2 separate regions of the Homo sapiens genome follow, and region 1 is linked to region 2. A link is an interaction called in ENCODE POLR2A ChIA-PET data of the cell type or tissue named here. Cell type or tissue: PC-9. All regions are shown on one strand. Each heading gives the region's core, and the rest is flanking DNA. Links, peaks and the distances in the headings are about the cores only.

The links. ChIA-PET counts read pairs that join two places held together with the same protein. Peaks named below come from ENCODE experiments on the same cell type or tissue, not always from the same donor. Only the 100,000 strongest peaks of a DNase experiment are listed, where the experiment ranks them.
Region 1: POLR2A ChIA-PET joins it to region 2 with 7 read pairs; 2 of 35 experiments call an interaction of 5 or more read pairs at or near these places.

What each region holds. Positions count from the first base shown.
Region 1 is chr11:73,732,844-73,738,225 of GRCh38, forward strand. All of the region lies in intron 1 of RAB6A (RAB6A, member RAS oncogene family), which reads right to left. Among named protein-coding and RNA genes, the nearest start is that of RAB6A, 26 kb to the right of the region's middle. In PC-9, for the core only: no CTCF peak of the experiment used is centred there; no DNase peak of the experiment used is centred there; H3K27ac peaks cover 542 bases.
Region 2 is chr11:73,844,969-73,850,350 of GRCh38, forward strand. It overlaps MRPL48 (mitochondrial ribosomal protein L48), which reads left to right. Exons shown (of 8, transcript NM_016055.6): 5 at 1-8. It also overlaps the pseudogene MIX23P5. Among named protein-coding and RNA genes, the nearest start is that of COA4, 29 kb to the right of the region's middle. In PC-9, for the core only: no CTCF peak of the experiment used is centred there; a DNase peak (open chromatin) is centred at 2,953.

The DNA of each region.
Region 1 (5,382 bases), core at 244-5,243, 110 kb before region 2:
GCTCTGTCACCCAGGCTGGAGTGCAGTGACGCGATCTCGGCTCACTGCAACGTCCACCTCCTGGGTTCAAGCAATTCTCCTGTCTCAGCCTCCCGAGTATCTGAGATTACAGGCGTGTGCCACCATGCCTGGCTAATTTTTTTACTTTTAGTAGAGACAGGGTTTCACTATGTTCGCCTGGCTGGTCTCAAACTCCTGACCTCATGATCCGCCTGCCTTGACCTCCCAAAGTGCTGGGATTACAAGCATGAGCGTCCACATCTGGCCTCAATTATTTTCTTCATGGCATCTGGAAACTTGTCTTGGTTGGCAGAAGCTGCTTCTGCTGTTACATTGATTTTTTTGTTGTTGTTGTTTTAAGCCAAGTCTTTCAAAAATCATCAAGCCATCCCTTGCTGGAATTAATTCTCCAGCTGTATTTTAGGCCAGGCGCGGTGGCTCACAGCTGTAATCCCAACACTTTGGGAGGCTGAGGCAGGCAGATCACCTGAAGTCAGGAGTTTGAGATCAGCCTGGCCAACATGGCAAAACCTCATTTCTACTAAAAATACAAGAATTAGCCGGGTGTGGTGATGCGCGCCTGTAATCCCAGCTACGCAGGAGACTGAGGCAGGAGAATCGTTTGAACCCAGGAGGTGGAGGTTACAGTGAGCCGAGATCATGCCACTGCACTCCAGCCTGGGCGACAGGGTGTGAGACACCATCTCAAAAAAAAAAAAATAAATAAATAAAAATAAATAAATAAATAAAGAGAATGGACAAATTGTGGCATAGTCATAAAATGAAATATTACAATGACAAAATATCCTAACATGTAAAATTGTATGAACAAATTTCAGACACTACATAGAGTGAAAGAGACCAGATACAAAAGAATATATACTCTGTAATTCTATTTATATGACGTTCAAAACTGGTAGAATTAATGCTGATAGAAGTCAAGAAAAGTTGTAAGGGGTTTCTAACTGAGAAAGGGAGCCAAGGAATCTTCTAAGTGCTGGTATTAATCATTACAAAGGTGAATAAAAAAGTAAAATTTCCAACAAGCCATATATTTAAGATTTGTCTACTTTGTGCCCTTTACTGGATGTTATACTTTAAAATAAAATCTTTTTCTCAAAGAGTAAAACACTTTACTATATATGTATCATTCCCAATAAAAAGTGTATATATGTATGTGGCTATCAAGAACCCCTGATATACTGTGACAAGAAGGGCACTTCACCTTGTGAAGTGAAAAAAACTCCAGTTTAATAACGGAGAAGAATTTACCCAGTTTATCAAGTTTTTGTTTGTTTTTGAGACGGGGTCTCACTCTGTCGCCCAGGCTGGAGTGCAGTGACACGATATCAGCTCACTGCAACCTTCACCTCCTGGGGTCAAGCGATTCTCCTGCCTCAGCCTCCTGGGTAGCTGAGATTACAGGCGCCCGCCACCACGCCCAGCTAGTTTTTGTATTTTTAGTAGAGACAGAGTTTCACCATGTTGGCCAGGCTGGTCTCAAACTCCTGACCTCAGGTGATATACCTGCCTCAGCCCCCCAAAGAGCTGGGATTACAGGCTTCAGCCACCGCACCTGGCCAGTTTATCCAGTTTAATAGTGAGAAAAAAAAATGGCAAACCCAAATTGGAGATAAATCTACAGTAGCAGTCACCAATCTTTTTGGCACCAGGGACCAGTTTCATGGAAGACAGTTTTTCTGTGGGAGTTGGGGAGGAGGAACGGTGGATGGTTTCAGGATGAAACTGTTCTACCTCAGATCATCAGGCATTAGATTCTCATAAGGAGCATGCAACCTAGATCCCTCACATGCACAGTTCACTATAGGGTTCTCGCTCCTATGAGAATCTAATGCCAGCACTGATCTGACAGGAGGTGGAGCTCAGGCCCACTGCTTACCTCCTGCCGTGAGGCCTGGTTCCTAACAGGAGTAATCTAAAATCTAGGAGAAAAAAAACTAAAGGAGAGTGTCTCTCAGTAAAAGTAGGTAGGAACAAGACAACTACAAGTTGAGTATCTCTTAACCAAAATGCTCAGAACCATAAATATTTCAGATTTTAGAAAATTTGCATTATACTTGAGCATCCTTAATCCAAAAGCCTGAAATGAGAAATGCTCCAATGAGCATTTCCTTTGAAAGTCATGTTTAAATATAAAATTTTGATGCATGTATTTGTAAATCATCTCTTAATAACTACATTTGCATTCACTATGCTGCCTCAATGCAATCTCCAGAAACAAAATAGAAATTCTAGCACAATTTCAACATTTATAATAACATTCCTAAAATCACACCATCTGCACCATGCTAATTACACACTCTTGCAATTCTGTGAAGGCCAGACACAACAATGATCTCAGTAGGATTCACATTCCATTTGACTGTATTAACAACCACTGGCAAACAACTTGGGTATAAATTCTAATTCAAATGATAGGGCTCAATCTTTGAAACTTTTGTAGCCCAGGGCAAATATAATAGAAAAATGATCCTACTCACTTATATTTCTTCCTTTTAATGAGAACATACTAAATGCCAGGGACTGAAAAATGCTGGGGATATAAAAACAATCAGAACATAGTACTTGCTAAGGTTAAGTCAGAGAGACAAAAAGTTACTGCAGAGTGATAAAAAGTACAAGAGCATGTTGTGAATGGGGGCAGTCTTCTATTATAAGGCTAGAAGGTAAAGAAAAACTTTCCAGAGAAAAATAACTTTAAACATGAGGTCTGAAGGAGACTTTAGCTAGAAGAAAAAGAAGGTATCTCAGGCCTTTAACAAGGACCATGAGTATTAGAGAGCTAACTTAGGAAGCTTTATTTATTTTTCCAATCTTATTTGGAAAGAAATAAATTTAAATACGTAACTCTACTTATATACGAGATTACCTAAATTCTTCAACAATAAATCAGACAAGTAAATCTGTAATAACCCATATGCAGGACATAATCTTGAAGTTACAGGCCCTCTTACAGGATTTTGCTGCTAATATCAAACCTATCCCAACCTCAAAAGTCTATTTGAGAGAATAAGCAGTATTTGAGGAGGCAGTTTCTGGAATCCCAACCTTGCCTTAAAAAAAAAAAAAAAAAAGAGAGAGAGAGACAGAGAGAGATAAATCACATACCATACAATTCACCTACTTTTTTTTTTTTGGAAACAGAGTGCAGTGGCATGATCGTGGCTCACCATGGCCTCAACCTCCTGGGTTGAAATAATCCTCTGACCTTAGCCTCCAGAGTAGCAGACGATACAGGTGGAAAGTGCTGGGATTACAGATATGAGAAATTCACCGTTTTAAGGCCAGGTGCGGTGGCTCATGGCTGTAATCTCAGCACTTTGAGAGGCCAAGGCGGGCAGATGACTTGAGGTCAGGAGTTTCAGATCAGCCTGGCCAACATGGTGAAACCCCATCTCTACTAAAAATACAAAAATCAGCCGGGTGTGGTGGCAGAGACCCACAATCTGAGCTACTTGGGAGGCTGAGGCAGGGAAATCACTTGAACCCGGGAGGCGGAGGTTGCAGTGAGCCGAGATTGTGCCACTGCACTCCAGCCTGGGCAACAGAGAAAGACTCTGTCTCCAAAAAAAAAAGAAAAAGAAATTCACCAGTGAAAGTAATTCTAGATGAAGGTATCTCCTAATTGAAAACAAGTACAGTTGGCCAGGCGCGGTGTGGCTCACGCCTGTAATCCCAGCACTTTGGGAGGCCAAGGTGGGTAGATCACCTGAGGTCAGGAGTTTGAGACCAGCCTGGCCAGCATGGTGAAATTCTGTCTGTACTAAAAATGCAAAAATTAGCCAGGCATTGTGGCTCATGCCTGTAATCCCAGCTACTCCGGAGGCTGAGGCAGGACAATCACTTAATCCTGGGAGGCAAAGGTTACAGTGAGCCAAGACTGTGCCACTGCACTCCAGCCTGTGCAACACAGTGAGACTTCATCTCGAGAAAGAAAAAAAAAAGAAAAAAAAAAAAAAAAACAATTAGCCAGGCATGGTGGTACATACTGTTGTCCCAGACACTTGAGAGGCTAAGGTGGGAGGATTGCTTGAGCCCAGGAGGTCAAAGCTACAATGAACCGTGATCATGCCACTGCAGTCCAGCCTGGGTGACACAGCGAGACACTGTCTCAAAAAAAAAAAAAAAAAAAAGAAGAAAGAAAGAAAACAAGTGCTGGGACACAAAGCAAGTCTCAACAAATTTCAAATGTTTGAAATCATATAGAACGTATTATCTGCCCTCAGTGAAACTGAACAAGAAATTTACAACTAAAAGATATCCAGAAAATGTTGAAATGTTTGGAAATAACATAATGTACTTCTAACCCAGAGGTTCAAGAAGAACTCACAATGGAAATTTAGGCTTGGTGTGTTGGCTCGTGTATGTAATCCCATCACTTTGGGAGGCTGAGGAGGATCGAGTGAATACAGGAGTTCGAGATCAGCCTGGGCAAATAAGCGAGACCCTATCTCTACAAAAAATTTAAAATTTACTAGAGTGTGGTGGCATGCACCTGTAGTCCCCTACTTGGCAGGCCGAAGCAGAAGGATTGCTTGAACCTAGGAGTTTGAGGCTGCAGTGAGCTATGATCACACCACTGCACTCCAGCCTGGGTGACAGAGCAAGACCCTGTTTCTAAAACTCATCATCATTTGAGCTAAATGATAATGAAATCATTATAACATATGGCAAGCACTACCCATAAGAGCCAAAGTGCAGAAACAAGCCAAATGTCCATCAACTAATAAACAAAACGTGGTACACAGATACAATGGGATGAAGTATTGATAATATGCTTCAAAACAAATGAACCTTGAAAACACTACACTAACTGAAAGAGATCAGTCACTAAAGACCACATATTATTGCCGGGCATGGTGACTCACGCCTGTAATCCCAGCACTTTGGGAGGCCAAGGCGGGTGGATCATGAGGTCAGGAGTTCAAGACCAGCCTGGCCAACATGGTGAAACCCCGTCTCTACTTAAAAAAAATACAAAAATTAGCTGGGCGTGGTGGTGGGCGCCTGTAATCCCAGCTACTCGGGAGGCTGAGGCAAAGAATTGCTTGAACCCGGGAGGCGGAGGTTGCAGTGAGCCGAGATCACACCATGCACTCCAGCCTGGGCAACAGAGGGAGACTCCATCTCAAAAAAAAAAAAAAAAAAGACCACATGTTATTAATATATACTAAAAACCACTAAACTGTATACTTGATACAAGTAAATTATATGATATGTAAACTTTAGCTCCATAAAGTTGTTATAAAAATTTATGCAGGTGATGGTTGTACTAAATGTGAATGTTATTTTTTATTTATTTTTTACTTATTTATTTATTTTTAATAGAGACAAGGTCTCACTAAGTTGCCCAAGCTGGTT
Region 2 (5,382 bases), core at 84-5,083:
GAGGAAAGGTATGAAGGATGCTTTTGTATGGGATGTTCTTGGTGTGGGTAGAATGCTCTGTTTTTTTGTTAAACTAGGCTTTTGAGATACAGTTTACATGTAGTAAAATTAACTCTTTTTAGTTATATAATGTACTACAATAAAAATATAGACTAGTTCTATTAACCTGAAAAGTTCTTTGGTGCCCTGGTGTAGTCAGTCTTCTCCCTCTTCCCCACTCAAGTCCCTGGCAACCACAGACCAATTTTCTGGCCCTATTGTTTTAACTTCTCCAGAATATCATATAAATGAAATCACACAGTATGTAGCTGTTTGTGGCTGGCCTCTTTCACTTAGTATAATGTGTCTGACATTCTTTCATGTTTTTGCAAGTTTTCTTTTTAGTGGTAAAATACACATAAGTTACCAGCTTAACTATTTTTAACTGTACAGTTTAGTGATATCAAATGCATTCATAATGTTATACAAGCATCACCACCATCCATCTCCATCATGCTTTTCATCTTATAAAAATGAAACTCTAGCTGGGCGCAGTGGCTCACACCTGTAATCCCAGCACTTTGGGAGGCTAAGGTGGGAGGATCACTTGATCCCAGGAGTTTGAGACCTGCCTGGGCAACATAGCGAGACCTCGTCTCTACAAATAACAAAATTAGCTGGGCATGATGGCATGTGCCTGTAGTCCCACCTACTCGGGAGGGTGAGGCGGGAGGATAGCTTGAGTCCAGGAGGTGGAGACTGCAGTGAGCTGTGTTCTTGCCACTGCACTTCAGCCTGAGTGACGGAGTGAGACGCTGTCTCAAAATTTAAAAAAACAAGCCAGGCGCGGTAGCTCATGCCTGTAATCCCAGCACTTTGGCAGGCTAAGGCGGGTGGATCACCAGAGGTCAGGAGTTCGAGACTAGTTTGGCTAACATGGCAAAACCCTGTCTCCACTAAAAATACAAAAATTAGCTGGGTGCAGTGGTGCACGCCTGTAGTCCCAGCTACTTGCGAGGCTGAGGCAGGAGAATCGCTTGAATCCAGGAAGTGGAGGTTGCAGTGAGCTGAGACTGTGCCACTGCACTCCAGCGTGGGCAACAGAGCAAGACCCTGTCTCAAAAAAAAAAAAAAAAAAAAAAAGATTAAAAAAAGCAAACACTGAAACTGTACCCATTAAATAACTGCCCATTCCTTCCTCCCCTAAGCTCCTGGTAACTACCCTTCTACTTTCTGTCTCTGACTTTGACTATTCTACCTCATGTAAGTGGAATCATATAGTATTTGTCTTTTTGTGACTGGCTTCTTTCACTTATCATAATATCCTCAAAGGTCATCCATGTGGTAGCATATGTCAGAATTTCCTTTCTTTTTCTTTTTTTGTTTTTTGAGACAGAGTCTCACTCTGTCACCCATGCTGGAGTGCAGTGGTGCAATCTTAGCTCCCTGCAACCTCCACCTCATGGGTTTCACCATGTTGGCCAGGCTGGTCTCTAACTCCTGCCTCAAGTGATTCTTCTGCCTCAGCCTCCCAAGTAGCTGGGATTACAGGTGCGCACTACTGCACCTGGCTAATTTTTGTATTTTTAATAGAGATGGGGTTTCACCAACCACGTTGGCCAGGCTGGTCTCGAACTCCTGACCTCAAGTGATCACCTGCCTCAGCCTCCCAAAGTGCTGGGATTACAGGAGTGAACCACTGTGCCCACCTCCTTTCTTTTTTTTTTTTTTCTTTTAGAGACATGGTCTCTCTCTCCCACCCAGCCTGGTATGCAGTCATGGTCTCTCTCTCCCACCCAGGCTGGTATGCAGTGGTGCGATCATTGCTTATTGCAGCCTCAACCTCCTAGGCTCAAGCGATCCTCCTCTCTCTCCCAAATAGCTGGGACTACAGGCAAACACCAACTCGCCAAGCTGATTTTTTATTTTCCTGATATGACCTAGTCCTCTGAATGCCTGGCTAATTTTAAAATTTTTTGTAGAGATGGGGCCTCACTTTGTTGCCCAGGCTTCCTTTCTTTTTTTCTTTTTTTTTTTTTGTCTCACTCTGTTGCCCAGGCTGGAGTGCAGTGGCACAGTCTTGGCTAACTGCAACCTCTGCCTCCCTCCAACCTCCAATCTCGCCTCCAATTTCTGGATTGTATAGTAAGTTTATGTTTAACTTTATAAGAAATTGCCAAATTGTTTTCCAAAATGGCTGCACCATTTTTTATTCCCACCAGCAATGTATGAGACTTCCGGCAACTCTTCATCCTGGTCAGCAGTTGGTATCATCAATTTTTAAAAAGCTATTAATAGGTTTATAGTGGTATCTCATAGTGGTGTTAATTTGCACTTCACTAATAAATAATGATATTGAGCATCTTTTCATGTGCTTATTTGTCATCTGTGTATCTTCCCTGATGATATGTCTGTTTAAATCTTTTGTCCATTTAAAAAAATGGCTTGTTTTCTTATTGGGTCTTCAAAATTGTTCATCTATTTTTAGATAGCAGTTCCTTTTTTTTTTTTGAGACGGAGTCTTGCTCTGTCACCCAGGCTGGAGTGCAGTGGCACAATCTCAGCTCACTGCAAACTCTGCCTCTCGGGTTCACGCCATTCTCCTTCTTCAGCCTCCCGAGTAGCTGGGACTACAGGCGCCTGCCACCATGCCCAGCTAATTTTGTTTTTGTATTTTTAGTAGAGACGGGGTTTCACCGTGTTAGCCAGGATGGTCTCAATCTCCTGACCTCGTGATCTGCCCGCTTCGGCCTCCCAAAGTGCTGGGATTACAGGTGTGAGCCACCGGGCCTGGCCTAATTTTTGTATTTTTAATAGAGATGGGATTTCACCATGTTGGTCAGGCCAGTCTCGAACTCCTGACCACAAATGATCCACCCACCGTGACCTCCCAAAGTGCTGGGATTACAGTTGTGAGTCACTGCACCTGGCCACCAGTTCCTTTGCAGATACGTGTTTTGCAAATATTTTCTTCCTGTCTATGACTTATCTTGTTGTCCTCTTAACAGTATGTCTTTTGAAGAGCAGAAGTTAAGCTTAATGAAGTTCAGTTTATCAATCTTTTTCTCTTATGGTTTCTGCTTTTTCTTTTATATCTAAGAAATCTTTGCCTGACCCAGTTGCAAAAAAACATTTTCCTATGTTTTCTCCTAGAAGTTCTATAGTTTTAAGTATTATATTTAGGTCTGTGATCCATTTTGAATTAGTTTTGTATATAATGGGTCAAAGTTTTTTTTTTTGGCATATGAATATTCAGTTGTTTCCAGCACCATTTGTTGGAAAGATTTTCTTTCTCCACTGAATTATCTTAGCACCTTTTTTGACAGCCAGTTGACCATGTATATGTGGGTCTATTTCTCTGCTCTATTCTGTTACATATATGCTTACACCTGTACCCACTGTCTTGATTAGTGTAGTTTGATTACCAACTCTAACTTTGTTCTTCTTTTTCAAAATTATTTTGGCTATTCTAGGTCCTTTGGTTTTCCATAAAAATTTTTAGAATTAGCTTGTTGATTCTACAGAAAAGAGTCCGATGGGATTTTTTTTTTTTTTTAGGATTGTGTTGAATCTGTAGATCAATTTGGGAATAATTGAAATCTTAATTGTTTATATTGAGTCTTCTGATTCATTAACACAATTTCTCTCTCCATTTACAGTATTTAGATATTCTTTATCTGCTCTGCTTTTATGCATTTTTTGGATTTGTTGGAAAACTGTAGGAGAGGGAAGTAACATTTACTCCCTACCTACCTGCTCCAGTCTGGGCTCTTTACATATCTTATCTCAGTATTTCACACAGTATAGGATGCCCTCTGGTTTTCCTTAAATAACATTAAATCCCATGGGTAGAAATTTCTTCCCTTTGTAATTTTTTTTTTTTAATTTTGGAGACAGAGTCTTGCTCTGTCACCCAGGCTGGAGTGAAGTGGCGTGATCTCGGCTCACTGCTACCTCCATCTCCTGGGTTCAAGTGATTCTCCTGCCTCAGCTTCCCTGGAATAGCTGGGACTACAGGTGTGTGCCACCATGCCTGGCTAATTTTTTGTATTTTTAGTAGAGTTGGGGTTTGCCATGTTGCCCAGGCTGGTCTCGGACTCCTGAAGTCAGGCAATCTGCCTGCCTCGGCCTTTCCAAGTGCTAGGATTACAGGCATGAGCCACTGCACCCAGCCCCTTTTTAATTCTTTTTGTTTTTTGTTTTTGTTGAGACGGAGTCTTGCTCTGTCTCCTGAGCTGGAGTGCAGTGGCGCAATCTCGGCTGACTGCAACCTCTGCCTCCCAGGTTCAAGCGATTCTCCTGCTTCAGCCTCCCAAGTAGCTGAGATTACAGATGTTCCCCACCACACCCGGCTTATGTTTGTATTTTTAGCAGACATGGGGTTTTGCCATGTTGGTCAGGCTGGTCTCAGACTCCTGATCTCAGGTGATCTGCCTGCCTTGGCCTCCCAAAGTGCTGGGATTACGGGTGTGAGCCACTGCGCCCCGTGGCAACTTTTTATCTATGTTCTGTCCTTATAGTTTTGCCTTTTTCAGAATTCCATACAAATAAAATCATATAGTATTTTTCTTTTTGATTCTTCTTTTGCTTAGCATACTGTATTTGAGATTCATCTATGTTGTTGCCTGCAAGTAGTTTGGTTTTTTGTTGTTGTTGCTGAGTAGCGTTTCATTGAAAGGATGTACCACAGTTTATTCCTTTTCTGATTGAAGGACATTTCTGTTGTTTCCAGTTTTTGGCAATTATGAATAAAACCACTATAAATATGTACAGGTTTTTGTGAGAACACACGTCTTCATTTCTCTAGGAGTATGATTGTTGAGTCAAATAGTAAGTGAAGTATATGTTTGATTTTATAAGAAATCAAGGCTTGGGCACAGTGGCTTACACCTGTAATCCCAGTACTTTGGGAGGCTGAGGAGCATGGACTGCTTGAACTCAGGAGTTTGAGACCAGCCTGGGCAACGTGGTGAAATCCTGTCTCTACATAAAAAATACAAAAACTAGCCTGGCTTGGTGGCGTGCGCCTGTAGTCCCTGCCACTTGGGAGGCTGAGGCAGGAATATTGTTTAAGCCCGGGAGGCAGAGGTTGCAGTGAACTGAGATCGTGCCACTGCACTCCAGCCTGGGCAACAAAGTAGAGAGCCTGTCTTAAAAACAGCAACAACAAAAATGTAGCTTAGGTAATCTGTCACTGTGGCAAGGTAGTACATGATATAGTATGTGGATATGGCAAAAATTACACTTGCTTTTTTTTTTTTTACACTGAGTCAGAAAATTATTTTAATAACAAAAATTTTTTTTTTACAGAATCAATATAAAATAGCAGTTGATTACTCCATAATTATCAGAATTATTTATACTTGAGGTCTTGGCTAAGTGGGCTGAAATCAACAAAAGGTC